2 separate regions of the Homo sapiens genome follow, and region 2 is linked to region 1. Evidence: chromatin loops called from intact Hi-C (ENCODE). Cell type or tissue: heart right ventricle. All regions are shown on one strand. Links, peaks and the distances in the headings refer to the core of each region. The heading gives the core; the rest is flanking DNA. Region 1 has its middle 4.3 kb from the start of CD200R1. Region 2 overlaps SLC35A5 (solute carrier family 35 member A5).

Region 1 (2,928 bases), core at 319-2,818:
TTTTCATGATTCATATTCTTTTGTTAGAAAGTTATATAGAACTAATTTGCTTATCAATTAATATTGTCTGAGACATTTAAGGTAAACCCACTTGGCTCAGTCTAGACTATTTCTTTTTAAAATGTTCTGCTCTTCTTGACTTTAATATTAGGGTGTTCTGGAGATCAGATGATACTTGTCTCTCTTCAGCATGCTTTGCCTTGATGTTAGTTTTTAGCCAAGGTATATGATTGGGCTTTTCCTTTAAAAAATTTATTTCCATATCTTCTGGATTTCTCAGTTGACACTTACAGATGAAAATTACCTGACTGCCTCAGGGAGAAAATATCTTAATGCAGAGCTACTTCAAGGTTATATTTTTGACAAGATTTTCCATTAATTTGGTTTCTTGGGAATGAAAGACAATTGGCTGAGTGGAATATCATTGCATTTGAGACTAGATTTAGAGTGGATTATTTTCCAACATTTATTCAATTGGCAGACAAACACTGTGGGGTACCATCAACCCCCTTCATTGAAGGACTTTGTTGCTCCAGTGTTGACAGTGTTTTCCACAGTTCAGGGATTGGCCTCTTCATGGATTTCCTTACCCAAGGTCATGGTCTTTCCCGTGGCTATAACAAATGACTCATAGATGCAGAAGTGTAAAGATCTGCCCATTTCAGGACAACAGAGGACAACTCTAAGGGGCAGTTTCAGCTCTATAGCTCCCCATAGGGCTAGCTGATTCTGGTGTGGGCCTACCATATAGTGTGATTCCCTATACCCACATCAGTTTCTGTTCCTTCTTATCCCCAAGTGATGATCTGAGGTTACTCCTTAATATAATAACAATTCTTCACATTAAACTCCGTCTTGGAGTTTGCATTCCAGGGTACCCAAAGGTGGCAATCTTTGCAAATTTTCATGCAATGAGATAGGGAATCTATCTTCTATCCATCCATCCATCCATCCATCCATCCATCCATCCATCCATCCATTTATCCATTTCTTTACACTGCTGCTTTTAAAACAATTTTTAAATTTTATAGAGATGGGCTCTCACTATGTTGCCCAGGCTCGTCTCAAACTCCTGAGCTCAAGTGATCCTCCTGCCTCAGCTTCCCAAAATGTTGGGATTACAGGCATGAGCCACCATGCCTGGCAGCACTGTTGTTTTATTAAACCATCCTGGCAACTCAAAAGATTCATTTTTGTTTTTTTCAGCAACATTTCTTCAAGGTATAATATCTGTACTATCCATCAGGTAGTCATTTGTTATGTTGCAGCAGTTTCCAAAAGATGTAAATTAAATGTATAACATTTAGGCATGTTAGCATACTTTGTGATCAAAATCTTAATGTGAAGCTATTTTTGAATTTGCTAGATAAATTTACAAAAATCTTAGCATTGATTTCACCAAATTATCTCCAGGGGGCAGCAGAGAGTAATCTTAATGCAAATAGATGATTAGAAACAGCACAGGGTTTGCTTATTTATTTAAACAAAACAGACCAATTTTGAGCAGGTAAGGAAGAAAGAGTGAATTAGTACATAAATAGAGTCAGTAGGGGTTAGGAACCTGGGAGATGTATTGGAGACAAAACAGAGTTACCACCTTCAAAAAAGTAGATAGTAAAGCAGAGACTAATTAGCCACATAGTTTAAGAAGTAGACTTTGGAGTGAGATTTCTTGGGCTTGAATCCTGTTTCTATCACTTATCAGCTGTGTGGCTTTTGACAATTTACATAACCTCTCTGCTTTGAGTTTCCTCAATGGTAAGTGGTATTTACTATATAGGATTGTTGAGATAATTAAATTAGGTAATATTTATAAACTGCTTAGAACAAGATCAGGGTGTTAAGCTTAGGGCTTGACAAATACTTGCTATGGATCTGACCAGTGAGATTTACAGTTGATATTTAGCTAAATATAAAATGTGATTACTAATTTCTCTACTCTGATTTTGCTTATTTTGATACTGCACACATTTGATTTTCAAACATCTATTTCTCAATTTTCCTTTTTGTATAATCTGTAAAATTATAATAAAAAATAATCATTAATTCCAATATGATATATTTTTTCTAACTTTTTAAGAAGACTTTTTATACATTGACGTAGATCAACCATATATTAGGAGTAAAAATTTTCAAGAAAAATCAATATAATAGTAGGTATAAAAATAGAAGTATGCATTTTTTGAGGCTCTTTTAAGTTACTGTTTAGTCTATTTAATGATTGTCCATGGAGGAAGATACAGGATTTCAGATGAGTCTTGAGAGCATGGGTCAATGAAGGTTACAGAGAGGTAAATTGGAAAATAGAAAATGGAATATGCCCAGGAAAGCAGTCTTTTTATGCAACTGTATGTTGAATTATAGCATTTCTGTGGTAATTCATTAGATTCAGATCTGTAGTTATTGTACAAGGGAGCAGAGAGGAAGTAAAGACAAGAGTGGAGTGCTGTAGAGTTTGAGTCCCTTGAAATTCTTTAGACTATTCGGTATTGTTCTTTTTACCTCTGTGAAATTGGCATGTTACCACTTGGCTAGCAGTAGGACAGAGTAGATTGAGGGAATTAGGACTAAGTGTTTCGCTAGCATATTTGTGTGAGCGTGTGTGTGTGTGTTATGTTTGTGTGTGCACACATGCAAGTGTATAGAAGGGTAAGTCAGGCCAGATATCTAAGCCAGAGAGTTCACCAAAAGTAACAGTGACAAGGCAAGTAGTTATTGGCCCATTTTGCAAGAATGCACATCCAGAAAATTCAGCTATGGTAGGAAGGGCAGGCAGGTGCTGAAGTTCTCGGCAGTCAAGACTCAAATATAAGAGGTGAATGAGTCGGCAATGGTACTGGGGAGCAAAGGGTCCCGGGAACGAGAAGTCAGGAATAAAAGTCCATAGAATCTTTGCAGTAAGTATTCAAGAGCCATGCAAATCTTCTA
Region 2 (2,928 bases), core at 315-2,814, 400 kb after region 1:
CTGCCAGTTAAAGCCCACTCTTCTATCATCACCCAGCTGCATGACCCTGAGCAAGTCACTTTTGTTTGCTAATTTTTAATATCATCTATCACCTGACTTCTCTATCTACGAGAGTTAACTGGCTGCATGCAAAATACCATGAAAAATACCATGCACTTTTAAGTGTGAAGTAGCACTGTAAAGTGACTTATATATTACTGGTCTTTCTATTTTTAGAGTATTAATATTCATACATCAGTTAAAAGTCAACATGTGTTTGCTAAGTGATCCTTTTGAAAGGATCCCTTTAAAAGTTCCTAGGCATCAGCTTCACTGACAATCTGGTATGATTCTGAAGCCAGCATTTCAACTCTTGGAAAGATATACAATAGTCACAGCTTGAATTAGTAACTAATAAAATAAAATGCCCTCTTATTCTCCAAAATGTAATAATTCAGGAGTAATGACATCAAGATTTTTCTCCTCAAACTGAGGAGAAAAAAGCCCCACCGTGGCTTGTTTAAATGACTTAAAATACAAGTGGTAACTATGGTGACTAGGGAACCAATGTTTAAAACATCAAAAGATTATTACAAAAATCCAATTTCCCATGAATTTCTAAAAATTAAAATTCTGAGATGTTGTGTCTGAGAAACTGCTTCTTCAGCAAAATATTTAGCACAGACTACATCATCCCAAATCTATGGTATGGCCAGGTATTTAGGTCCTTCAACCAACGTTTTTAGAAAGGGTCCCGTTGCTCTTTACTTGCAAAATGACTATCTCTAGGGCCTCAAAATTCAAGAGACAACCTAGCTTTTATAATGTTAAAAAGGGAAGACTTTGGCATGTAAACTAGAACTACATGATTGTGAATATTTGGCAAATTGATCTCTATGTGTATATACAAGCTATAGCTAACATGATTATTACAAGTTTTTTGGAAGCTTGAAGGCCAAGGAAAATAATCTGCACATATAACTTTCTGATTTATCAAGTACTGAGATATTAATGAATTCTTCATATTGTTACTCCTGTATCAGTTCTTTAGAATTTCTTAGCCTTTGGGTACTCTAAGCCTTGGATGGAACCATTTAGGGAGTAGCTAGATATATGCAAAGAATATTAGGATTTAGAAACATTTCTGGTTTATCAAAGTGAAAAGATAAATATTACAAACACTGAAAATGTGAAAATAAGGTTCAAGAGAGCTGCAAACTATGTGGGTACCAGTTAGAAAGTATCTTCATCTGACTCATCACTCTTGGGTTTGGTAAGTCTTTCTAGTTCTTCTCCATCCTAAAAGGAAACATGAAAGCAGTAATTAGAACAAAACTGGAAATGTAGCATTTTTAAAGGGAAAACCTTACTAACAAATCACTGGTCTTACCTCATTAAGCTATAGATATAATCTGGTCAAATTAAATAAATACTTATGTTCTTGGAAAGTTAACTATAGAAGTATGAGAGGATAAAAAAGTGAAGTGTACTCAGTACTCAAAATTTCAAAGCTAACATGAGCAAAGTGAGGAGCACCACCTGCTGGTCTTGCAGAAAAATGATTAAAGGTTACAGAAATAGGTCTTCATAGGCCTTGTTACCTATATAGATTTTCTTTTGCTTAAAAATTAGAGCAAATGGCATTATCGGCTGTTGGAAAAGAATACAAGACTTCTGGATATACACTCTGGCTAAGAGCAGGGTATCCGAAACTCAAGATCCTAATTTTTTCATCTTTAGAATCTGTTGAATCATGACAGAGGCATTACACCCAGGGAAGCTCTGCTATGAATGTTATTAAGCAATAGATTATTTTTCCCAAAGAGTGAAATGTTCACTGTATAAAATATTTCATATTTTGTGTGCTCAAGAAAATTGTAAATCTAAAGCTAGATGTCTATTTCACTTATTTAAACGTATATTTAACTCCTTAATTGAATCTTCAAAGAGATCATTAACTTGCCAATAAAATGATTGACAGAGCCTTCCAAAACAATTGCAAGCAACTGGGAGATATTCGGAATAATTGCATAAGCATTTTTCTAGAAAATATTTTCCTCCTACTCGCCTTGCAAGGATCCTCTTGAAAACTACCTTTCTAGTGAAATAAACAAACCCTGCCCTTCTGGCATACTGGCTTATGAATAACCACAGGGAGGACTGAGGAGCCAGGCTTTCTATTCAACAGGACTTACTAATACGAAAGGCCAACTTCTCTCACAAATGAGCTTATTTTCCCTAACTATGGTGGAAAAGAAAGAGAAAGGGACTTGGAGTCAGACATAGGTGTACCAGTTCTTTCATTTATTATCTGTAAACCATTTTGCCTGTTTCTTGTAAAACTATGCAGACAGGACAAGACAACCTGTGAGGTATCTTCCAGGTGTATAATTCTATAGTATTCTATGAAGTAACACATAAGGTCCTTGAGATTGACTTATACTTTTTCTCTACACCTGACAGCATTGATTATGAGCCCTTGCAAACATCAGGAGTAAAAGGAATGTTTGTTGATTCGGTTTTAAAAGTCAGAGATCCAATACATTCTTTGACAAATCAGTACTGATTTTATTTTTTTCCTTGAATTAACTATGCTTTAAATTTGGGAAGAACAAGCAAAAAGGAACACCCTCACAAACTTACCCCACTGGAACGCTCCCAAAGATTGCCACTTAGATCTCGGATCCTTTCTTGCCTAGGTGCGTATTCCGGAACTTGAGGCTTGCTGGCATTATAAATAAATATAGAGAGAAGGACTGATGGGGCTTCCAAGAAAAATTCCAGGGAGGGCCTGAAGTCAAAGACCAGGACAGACACTGTTGTGATAATGACAGTGGTAACCTGGGCCATCAAGACATGGAACATGTTATCCAGGAACTTCAGAATGAAAGCCACTGAAAGGCCCTGGAATGCAGTTACAAAAATAAGGGCTACTGAAAATGCACTGTG

Evidence for each region. Peaks named below come from ENCODE experiments on the same cell type or tissue, not always from the same donor. Only the 100,000 strongest peaks of a DNase experiment are listed, where the experiment ranks them.
Region 2: it touches region 1 in a loop (11-fold over the local background); 63 of 110 quality-filtered maps call a loop at or near these places.

Annotation. Positions count from the first base shown.
Region 1 is chr3:112,977,932-112,980,859 of GRCh38, reverse strand. No RefSeq gene overlaps it. Among named protein-coding and RNA genes, the nearest start is that of CD200R1, 4.3 kb to the right of the region's middle. In heart right ventricle, for the core only: a CTCF peak has its summit at 1,410 (motif pointing right); no DNase peak of the experiment used is centred there.
Region 2 is chr3:112,581,021-112,583,948 of GRCh38, reverse strand. SLC35A5 (solute carrier family 35 member A5) reads right to left here. Exons shown (of 7, transcript NM_017945.5): 6 at 2,623-2,928; 7 at 1-1,278. The coding sequence ends at 1,213. Among named protein-coding and RNA genes, the nearest start is that of SLC35A5, 20 kb to the right of the region's middle. In heart right ventricle, for the core only: CTCF peaks have their summits at 1,324 and 1,524 (motif pointing left); no DNase peak of the experiment used is centred there; H3K27ac peaks cover 264 bases.